Linked DNA regions of Homo sapiens: region 1 is linked to region 2. Evidence: read pairs that join two places in POLR2A ChIA-PET (ENCODE). Cell type or tissue: PC-9. All regions are shown on one strand. Links, peaks and the distances in the headings refer to the core of each region. The heading gives the core; the rest is flanking DNA.

Region 1 (5,380 bases), core at 160-5,159, 130 kb before region 2:
GGATTACAGGTGTGAGCTACCACATGTGGCCGATATTTTAAAAACCTTAATCAAAGTTCTCCATGCTTAGGGATGTAAATATGTTTTTGTTTGTTTGTTTGTTTGTTTGAAATGGAGTCTCACTCTGTCACCCAGGCTAGAGTGCAGTGGCGCGATCTCAGCTCACTGCAACCTCCGCCTCCCAGGTTCAAGCAATTCTCCTGCCTCAGCCTCCCAAGTAGCTGGGACTATAGGCGCATGCCACCACGCCCAGCTAATTTTTAGTATTTTTAGTAGAGAAGGAGTTGCACCATGTTAGCCTGGATGGTCTCGATCTCCTGACCTCGTGATCCGCCTGCCTTGGCCTCCCAAAATGCTGGGATTACAGGTGTGAGCCACTGTGCCTGGCTGTAAATATGTTTTTAAAGATAACTTAAAAAGTGAAATAAGCTGAGTGCAGTAGCTCATGCCTGTAAAACCAACACTTTGAGAGGCTGAGGTGGGCAGATTCAGAGTTCAAGATCAACTTGGGTAACATGGTGAAACCCCATCTGTACAAAACAAACCAAACAATGACAACAGCAACAACAACAACAAAATTAGCCAGGTGTGGTGGCATGTGTCTGTAGTCCCAGCTACTTGGGGGGCTGAGGTGGGAGGATGGCTTGAGCCAGGGAGGCTGAGGTTGCAGTGAGCTGAGATGACACCACTGCACTCCAGTCTGTGCAATAGAGTGAGACTCTGTCTCAAAAATAAAAAAAATAAAAATTTAAAAATGAAATAATAATTTAAGGCTTAACAACAATAACTATAGTTCCCCATCAGTTCCTAGTAGCATGCATTTCCAATCTTTTAGTTCTAGTAATTACTTCCATATTTCTATAGCATATTGCTCTCTTGTTTCATCAATTGCAGACAACATCTATGACTTCCTATTATGGTAGATGAGAATGTTTAACTCTCTTACAGCCCCCATCCTATTTCCAAATATACTTATATCACAATTTTGCTTGGATTCATGTTTTACTTTTTATTTTTTTTTTTTTGAGACGGAGTCTCGTTCTGTTGCCAGGCTGGAGTGCAGTGGCGCGATCTCGGCTCACTGCAACCTCTGCCTCCCAAGTTCAAGCAATTCTCCTGCCTCAGCCTCCTGAGTAGCTGTAGGGACTACAGGCACGTGCCACCCCGCCTGGCTAATTTTTGTATTTTCAGTAAAGACGGGGTTTCACTATGTTGGCCAGGATGGTCTTGATCTCTTGACCTCATGATCCACCCGCCTCAGCTTTCCAAAGTGCTGGGATTACAGGCATGAGCCACTGCACCCGGCCCATGTTTTACATTTTAATTATGATGATGATGTAAATATTGCTCAAGGTTGAGCCAATGTTTTACTATGATTTTTCTTCATTTTTTGTTCATTTGGTTCTCTTAGAATCAATATTGCCTCATTGTTAAAAATAAACTCTTAAAATTTTAGAATAGTTTTAGTTCACAGAGTTGTTGAGAAGATAAAACAGAAAGATCCCATATACCCCACACCCAGTTTCTCATATTACATTAGTGGGTATATCTGTCACAATTAATGAAACACTAATGATACATTGTTATTAACTAAAGTTAATACTTCATTCAGATTTCCTCAGTGTTTCCCTAATGTCCTTCTTCTGTTCCAAGATCCCACGCATGATACTTTGTTACATTTAGTTGTCATGTCTCTGTAGACTCCTCTTGGTTATAATAGTTTCCCAGACTCTCTTTGTTTTTATAATGTTGAAAGTTTTGAGGATTACTGGTCAGGCATTTTGTAGAATGACTCTCAATCAGGATTTGTCTGATGTTCTTGTAATTAGACAGGGGTAACATTTTTGAAGAGGAAGATCACGGAAGTAAAGTGCCATTTTTATCATGCCATACCAAGGTTACGTGTTATCAATATGACTTATCATTGTTGATGTTAATCTTGATTGAATGGCTTGATGGAGTTTATCAGTTTTCTTCACTCTAAAGTTACTTTCCCCTTTTCATTTGTCTTTTTTTTTTCTTTTTTTTTTAGATGTTGTGTCGCTCTGTCACCCAGGCTGGAGTGCAGTGGCGCGATCTCCGCTCACTGCAACCTCCGCCTCCTGGTTCAAGCAATTCTCCCTGCCTCAGCCTCCCAAGTAGCTGGGACTACAGGCACCCACCACCACACCTGGTTAATTTTTATATTTTTTAGTAGAGACAGGGTTTCACCATGTTGGCCAGGCTGGTCTTGAACTCCTGACCTCAGGTGATCCACCTGCCTCGTCCTCCCAAAGTGCTGGGATTACAGGCAGGAGCCACCACACCCAGCCTGCCCCCTTCATTTCTATACTGTACTATAAAAGAAAACCACAGGCTGGGCTCCTAATACATTTAATCATGTATTTATATCATTTATACTTTGGTGATACTCCAATACTACTTTGTGTATTTTTTTTCTTTGTTATTTCTCAGATTGTTTTAGCTTGGGCCATTGGGTGCTCTGTCAGTTGGGTCCTATATCCTTTATACATATCCCCATTATTGTGGTGGTTTTTTTTTTTCTTTCTTTCTTTCTTTCTTTCTTTCTTTTTTTGAGACGGAGTCTTGCTCTGTTGCCCAGGCCGGAGTGCAGTGGTGCGATCTCGTCTCACTGCAACCTCCACCTCCTGGGTTCAAGCAATTCTCCTGCCTCAGCCTCCTGAGTAGCTGGGATTACAGGCACATGCCACCACCATGAGCTACCGTGGCCGGCCTCATGGTGGGTTTTTAGTTTGGTTTTGGTTTTGTATGCACTTTCTTACTTTACGGCACTAAAAGATGCTCCAGACTCATTACGTATATTTCCTGTCCCAGTCCTACAATCAATCATTTTTCCAAGGAACCCTGGCTCTTTTATTGGAGAATGGTATTAGAAACCAAGATCTGGGTGCTAGGTGTGCTCATTGCTACTGGGGTGTCTTGCTTCTAGGCCCTCTCAGCTGACAGAGCAAGGAGAGATATGTGTGTATACTAACATGTGTGTGTATATATATATATATGCATATTTATAAATATATATATATGTAGCCATCTGTGTTAGTCAGTTTTTGCATTACTAAAAAGAAATACCTAAGGCTGGGTAATTTATAAAGAAAAAAGATTCAGTTGGCTCAAGATTCTGCAGGCTGTATAGAAAGCATGACACTAGCATCTGCTTGGCTTCTGGTGAGGCCCCAAGGAGCTTTTACTCATGGTGGATGGTGAAGCAGCAGCAAGCATGTCACATGGCAAGAGAGAGAGCAAGAGAGAGAGAGAAAGTGGGAGGTCCCAGACTCTTTTTTTTTTTTTTTTTTTTTTGAGGCAGAGACTTGCTCTGTCACCCAGGCTGGAGTGCAGCCATGTGATCTTGGCTCACTGCAGCCTCTGCCTCCTGGGTTCAAGCAATTCTCCCTGCCTCTGCCTTCTCTGGGTGGCAGTGGGGCTTCTTTCTGGCAAAGAGCTTTAGGAGTCCTTTTATTAAATCCTCATGGTTTGGTTTTGTTTAGTTTTGTTTTTGAGACAGAGTCTTGATCTGTCACCCAGGCTGGAGTGCAGTGGCACAATCTTGGCTCACTGCAACCTCCACATCCTGGGTTCAAGCGATTCTTCTTCCTCAGCTTCCCAAGTAGCTGGGACTACAGGCACACACCACCACACCTGGCTAATTTTTGTATTTTCAGTAGAGACGGAATTTCACCATATGGGCCAGGCTGGTCTGGAAACGGAGTTTCACCATATTGGCCAGGCTGGTCTGGAACTCCTGACCTCGTGATCCGCCTGCCTTGGCTTCCCAAAATGCTGGGATTATAGGCGTGAGCCACCACGCCTGGCCCCAGGCTCTTTTAAACAACCAGATCTCACATGAACTAACTGAGCAAGAACTCACCCATTATCACAAGGACAGCACCAATCCATTCATGAAGGATCCACACCCAAGACCCAAACATTTCTCATCAGGCTCCACCTCTAACATTGGGGATCTCATTTCAACATGAGCTTTGGTGGAGACATACATCCAAACCATATTAAGGTAAACACGAGTTCATGCTGATTTCTCTAATTCTAATTACCACACAGATTATTCTAGCCTCTGCCTCTTGCTTGTCTGTAAGCTTTCCTTCTAACAAAGAGAACCCCACTTTCACCATTGGCCATCCATTTTCTTAATTGTTCAATTCCAATATACATGTATAATGATTTTGGAATTCTTAACCTGTATCCCTGTGAGAAACAACTAGTTTTTTTTTAATTAACTAGTATATTTACGGTGTTTATATAGAATGCCTTTTGCCTTATAATTACAGACTCCACTCATTTCCAAAGTTACAGAGGTCAGACCCTTATTCCCTCATCCTCTCTGGAAAGATTGCTTTGTATGTTCGCAACACATTTAGATTCCTTTGTCACATTCTGCATTTCGTGCTGAGTTCCCCCAACCTCCTAAATGATTTAAATTTTCATACATTAAACTTTACTTTTTGTATAGTAGTTTTAGGGTTTTAACAAATGCCTAATGTCTCATGTTCACTATTACAGTGTCATGCAGAATCATTTCATCTCCCCAAAAAACCCTGATTGCTTCACCTATTCAACCTTCCTCCTTGAGACCCTGTTGACCACTGATCTGTTTACCATTTCAGTAATTTTGCCTTTTCCAAAATGTCATATAATTGAAATACAGCATGCAGTTTTTTCAGACTCCTCTCTTTCACTTAGCAATATGCATTTAAGATTTTTCCATATCTTTTCATGGTTTGATAGCTCATTCATTTTTATTGCTAAGCAATATTCCACTGTATGAATGTATCGATCCCATTTTTCATGCACTTAGATTACCTTAAACTTATAGTTAAATCTTGCAACACTACCCAACATTGAAGTGTTTTCATGCAAGTTTTACACGGTCAGTTGGTCAATGCTGTCAGATGATCTACCAGTTCCTTCTCTCCCCACCTCCTGCCCAGAGATACCACACCTGCAGTTTTCCATGGTCACCCCTCCAATCTAAACTAGCAGTCCTTGGCCAGGCGTGGTGGCTCACACCTGTAATCCCAGCACTTTGAGAGGCAGAGGCAGGCGGATCACCTGAGATCAGGAGTTTGAGACTAGCCTGGCGAAAATCCATCTCTACTAAAAATTCAAAAATTAGCTGGGTGTGGTGGCACGTGCCTGTAATCCCAGCTACTCAGGAGGCTGAGGCAGGAGAATCACTTGAACCTGGGAGGCAGAGGTTGCAGTGAGCTGAGATGGCGCCACTGTACTCCAGCCTGGGCACCAGAGTCAGACGCCGTCTCAAAAAATATAAAATAAAATAAAAAATAAAATAAAATATAGAATAGAATAGAATAAAATAATAAAATAAAGCAGTCCTCTAACGAAG
Region 2 (5,380 bases), core at 124-5,123:
GATTCATTATTGTAAGTGGGGTGACAACATGGTGAGGGGTTGGAGTGTGGGCTCTGGGGTAGAATCCTGACCTGGTTACTCCTGGCTGCGAGACTTGGGGCAAGGTATTTAACTCCTCTGTACTTCAATCCCCTCCTCTGCAAAATAACAGTCCCTACTTCATAGGATTGTTGTGAGGATGGCATGGCACCTGGGCCAGCTCTCTGCTATAGGGTTTGTGCCCAACCTGGAGCCTGGCTGAATGCAAAGCGTTCGGGGACTTTCCCGCAACGTCTTAAGCTGTTGAGTGCTGTGCACACGTAAAGCACAATCATTGTGGACAGTCAGTGTGGTCAGAGTGAGAGGATAATCTATCTTGGGATTCTCAAATGACTAGTATCAGCAGATCCTGGCTACAATTCACAGATGTTTCCCCTGTGGAAGCTGGGTTTTCATCCTTGCCTTTCCTGTTCATCCTTCCTCTTTAGTTATTTTGCACATGCACACAGGTTCACCATACACAAAGGTAGCATGAATCTCAATTCAACCCGTGTCCGGGCTGTGGGTCTGCTAATCCCCACAACTCTGCTGTTAGGGATACACAGACCTTGCAGGACGAGTCAGTCATATGTTTGCCACCAGCAAGCAGTGTTCAAGCACTACCTGAATGTATCATCGTTTCTCTTTTTGAGATGGAGGTCTCGCTCTGTTGCCCAGGCTGGAGTGAGTGGTGTGATCTCAGGTCACTGCAACCTCCGCCTCCCAGGTTCAAGCACTGAATGCATCATGGTTTTTTTTGTTTTTTGTTTTTTGTTTTTTTTTTTCTGAGGTGGAGTCTCGCTCTTGTCTTCCAGGCTGGAGTGCAATGGCGTGATCTTGGCTCCCTGCAACCTCTGCCTCCCTGCAACCTCTGCCTCCTGGGCTCAAGCAATTCTCCTGCCTCAGCCTCCTGAGTAGCTGGGATTACAGGCACCTGCCACCACGCCTGGCTAATTTTTGTATTTTTAGTAGAGATGGGGTTTCACCATGTTGTCCAGGCCGATCTTGAACTCCTGACCTCAGGTGATTAGCCTGCCTCGGCCTCCCAAAGTGCTGGGATTACAGGTGTGAGCCACCATGCCCGGCCAGTGCATCATATTTTAATGATGATTATCGAAGAAGCCAAGGGACTGAGAAATGTCTAGCTGCTTCTGGAAGATTCTTGCAACTGCTGGCTGCTTCTCATGCTGTTTTCTCATATCCCTTAAGTCTAATTAAACTTGCAACCCATTTGTAGGCTGGGGCCGTTCCGGCTACATCCTCTATACAGCCCAATCCCTCATGCCCATTCTGTGTTGGGAGAAGGGGAGCACACCATTCACACCTCCCAGGTGGCTGCTTCCCTGTGACAGACAGAGTAGGTGCAAGTTTGGGCTTGTGAGGTGATTTGGCAGTGCCTTTGTTTGATGACTGTTGACTAAGCCCAGGTGTGCAGACTCAGTGTTTACAGAGTCCTGGTTGGCTCACGGCTGGGGCTGGAATGAAGAAAATAAATATTCAGGGGAGGGGTAGGTGGCATGGATGATCCAAAAGCCATCTGTTTAGGGCCTAGAGCCAGAGGTAAGGTATTTTTTCAGGTTTCCTTAAATCAACTAGACAGGAACTTTATGTCATGAGTGTCTACAGTGTGCGCTGGCTGCTACAGGGACCAAGCAGTCTGTGAAAGTCAGTTTGTATACCTGTGGACCAGCTGGGAACCTAGAGTGGACACAGAGAATGTTGGAGGTGAAAAGAGTCTTGGAGATTATTTAGTCCTACCCTCCCATTTTCCGGATGGAAACCTGGAGGCCCAGTAGGTAAAATGATGTGTCCGAGGTCACTTGGCTAGTTAGTGATGGGACCAAAACCAGCATCCAGGTCTCTGAACTGCATCACCTTGCAAGAGAGTGGTCCTCACAATTTACTGTGTATCAGAATGACCCAGGGAGCTTGTTAGAAAGCACATCCCCAGAGCATGTTCTCAGAGATTCTGATTTAATAGTGGGTTAGAGAATATGGGTTCTTAGCAAACACCTCAGGGGAGTCTGAGGAAGGTGGTCGCCACCGTCCTCTGAGATACACCTGCTATAGTGCAAAGAACATTTGACTTCTTAGACTGATGGAAAAGCTCATTGCATTTCCTGAAGCCTCATCAGTAGCAGTGAGCAGAACAGGCAGAGATGCAAACAGCTTTAAAGATGAGAGCATGAGGGATTAAACCCAGGCTTTAAAATGCATTGCAAGTAAGTGGTATGTCAGGAGACTTGACATGTACATGCAATTTCAATGTGGCGCAGTCCTGGACAACCTCTAGGTCACACACGACTCAGTGTATCTATCTATAAAATGGTGATGATGATGGTGGAAGGTAATAACCTGCACTACTACATTGTCACGAGGATTAAATGATGTGATGCACGAGAAGTACTTTGCCTAGCACTTGGTAAATGGCAGCTTCTCTGATGATGCATAATTGCTGGGGGTGGATGAGGGCAGGTTTCTGTTTAATGCCTTTACATAATGGACTTCTGCTGAGGGTTTCATTTGAAGAAAGGGGTTCTGGTTCTGTAGCTAAAGAAAGTGTACAGACCCTTCCATCCCTGGGGGACTAGGATGCAGCAGGCTGTTTCTGCAGAGGGCTCATCCTGGTTTGTGCCTAGAACAGTGGTGCCTTTCTCTGGTCCTGACCGGCTCCCCCAGCCCCCACCTATATCCCTGGAAGATTTCAATGATCAGACCAAACAGGGACTGTTTCTCTCCATTTTCTAGAAGTAGAGATTGAGGCCCTCGGGAGGCGAAAGGAAGCTGGTTATGGGACCCCTAAAAGCTCTTGCCCCCTTCCCCTGATTGTTAGATTTGGGGCTGAGGCTACCAGCCCCAGCTGGCCTGAGGTCCTTCCCTGCACTGCCTTCTAGGAGCTGGGCCTGCAGGGAACCAGGAAGCTGGTGTCTTGGCCAGGGTGTGCCACTTCCTGGTTCTGGCCAGTTTTGCTGCAAGTCAGGTCAGCCTGACCTTACCAATGCTGTAAAACCCATTCTGGGTGCAGATGGGGGAAGAGAGGGATCCCAGGGCCTCATCTGGCCCTGCTATCAGCCTAATGAAGGGGGTGGCTTGGAGGGTGGGCTGTGGGAGGGCTGAGGGTGCTGTCAGTGCGCACTAGCGAGTGTGTATAGAAGAGTGACTGTAATTTTAAAAACATAGCTTCAGAGTTGGGCGAAGAGGGGAGTAGTACATTGAGTGCCTGGGCTGTGTGGGACGGTTCAAAAAAAATCCTAAAGTGTTGTCTGTGTCCTATGGCTGCGAGGGCCTGGGAGGAGCATGTGGCACTGTGCAAGTGAATGGGGTTGAGTGAGCTGGTGTGTGTGGCAGTGAGTGGGAGCCTGTTAGCACATGCAGGCATGTGAGCTGTGTGCTGGCATGTGCTGCTGTATGTGCCCATACAAGGAGAGAGCACTGGCCAGGAGTCTCACGATCTGGGTTCGAATCCCAGTGCTGCAGCCACTGGGCTCTCTGACCTCTGGCAACATGCACCATGTGGAAGTGAAAACATGAGGTTTCTCCTGCCTCCCTAACCGTGGCAGCTCCAGAGTATACGTGTGGGCACGTGGGTATGTGGATGGGCAGGAGAGGGGACCTGGGCAGCTGGGCTCTGGGCGCCCCTGACTGTGCAAGGGGATCGCTGCTGCTACACAGGCGGAGCAGGGGCTGAGGCCGGGTGGAGGGAGCAGTCTGTGGTTGGGGGGGTGCAGCTGGCCCAGCAGTGAGTGGCTCTAAATTATCCCATCTGCTGTCTGGGCTGGGCCCTTCTCACTCTGGGTGGAATTTCTGATGGTGTCCCGGCTGCCTGAGGCGGGCGGCCTCCCAGCCGCAGCTGCTGCCTGCTCTTTTGAAGCTCAGCCCTGGGCCAGCCACCCCTCCCTCCCAGCCTCTGTTCCTCTGTCCTGGGCCTACATTCCTCAGCTGCCAGAGAAGGCATTTCTGAGAGGGCCACTCTGCCTGTGCTCCTGCTGCCCAGAGCCCATGGAGCCCCTCCCTTGGGGGACAGGCCCCTTCAAGCCACCTCCTTCCCCTGGTTAGGAGTGGGCACCCTGCATTATTCCAATCACTTCTCCTACCCTTGGAAGCTTAGCTGGAGGGCAGGGTATGGGCAGGAATGGGCACAGGGCTGCTGGCCCAGCTCCCTGCTCCTCCCTTGGGGTCCCTGAGCCCTCTCAGCCTGAGGTCCTGGAGGTCCCTGAGTGGGGAGGCCTTTGTGCTCCACATTCACTCCCTTCAGGGCTGGATTCCCAGGCCAGACGCCTGGGCCAGACTCTAGAATCAGCCCCTTGGAACTATGTGGCCTTGGGGTGTGAATGGCCCGTGCTCATAGAGTCTTACTAACAGCTGCCTCTGACTGACAGCTTCCCTTGTGGGGTGCTGTGCATGCCCACCACAGTCAATCCCCTGCAGGAGCGCCATCTGAGAAGGTATATGTATCCCCATATTACAGATTGCTCAGAGCAATCCTGCTTGCCCCATAAGCTGCAGGATCAGGAGGTAAGCAGAGGACTGCCCAACTCCTGACCACTCAGGCTAAAGCCCCACTCCTGACCACTCGCTCCATGGCTTCCTACCCCAGACATAGCACCAGTAAACAACTTGTGGTCTCCCCTCCACCGGCAGCTTCCTGGCCAGACCCCCAGCCCTGTTGTGCCCCAACAGGCCCTCCACACTGTGGTTCTACCTCTGAAACAGCTATGCTATGAGCCAGCACTTTGTCCACTCGGCCCTCATTCCTTCCCTGCATCCCCAGCAGGAGGCAGGTGAGTCCCTGACCAAGGTTGGAGGGTGCACCATGGGGTGCAGTGACTGAAGAAAGCCTGCCTAAATGATCAGAGCAGGAAGGATTGGGTTGGGATTCTTAGGATTGAAAAGGTTTTAAAGCCCTGGAGGCTCTGGGGTTTGCTTTCTTAAGATTTTTTCTACCACAATTCAGTTTTTATTTTTTTAGACCTAGTCTCGCACTGTCGCCCAGGCTGGAGTGCAGTGGTGCAATCTCGGCTCATTGCAACCTCTGCATCCTGGTTTCAAGCGATTCTCCTGCTCCAGCCTCCTGAGTCGCTGAGATTACAGGCACCTGCCACCACGCCCAGCTAAGTTTTGTATTTTTAGTAGAGTCGGGGTTTCACCATGTTGGCCAGGCTGGTCTCAAACTCCTGACCTCGTGATTCACCCGCCTCAGCCTCCCAAAGTGCTGGGATTACAGGCGTGAGCTACCGCGCCTGGCCATAATTCAGGTTTTGTAAAATTTTGTTTTAATTAGAGAGTAAAGACATTCTAGAAAAACTTTTTTTTTTTTTTTTTTTCATTGAGACCAGGCTGGAGTGCAGTGGCACGGTCTTGG

The links. Peaks named below come from ENCODE experiments on the same cell type or tissue, not always from the same donor. Only the 100,000 strongest peaks of a DNase experiment are listed, where the experiment ranks them.
Region 1: POLR2A ChIA-PET joins it to region 2 with 10 read pairs; 4 of 35 experiments call an interaction of 5 or more read pairs at or near these places.

What each region holds. Positions count from the first base shown.
Region 1 is chr17:58,026,653-58,032,032 of GRCh38, reverse strand. No RefSeq gene overlaps it. Among named protein-coding and RNA genes, the nearest start is that of SRSF1, 22 kb to the right of the region's middle. In PC-9, for the core only: no CTCF peak of the experiment used is centred there; no DNase peak of the experiment used is centred there.
Region 2 is chr17:57,897,617-57,902,996 of GRCh38, reverse strand. The region is part of intron 1 of CUEDC1 (CUE domain containing 1); the gene reads left to right. Among named protein-coding and RNA genes, the nearest start is that of CUEDC1-AS1, 12 kb to the left of the region's middle. RefSeq lists enhancers at 767-816, 2,461-3,131, 3,132-3,803 and a silencer at 3,735-4,029. In PC-9, for the core only: no CTCF peak of the experiment used is centred there; DNase peaks (open chromatin) are centred at 1,526 and 2,976; H3K27ac peaks cover 2,341 bases.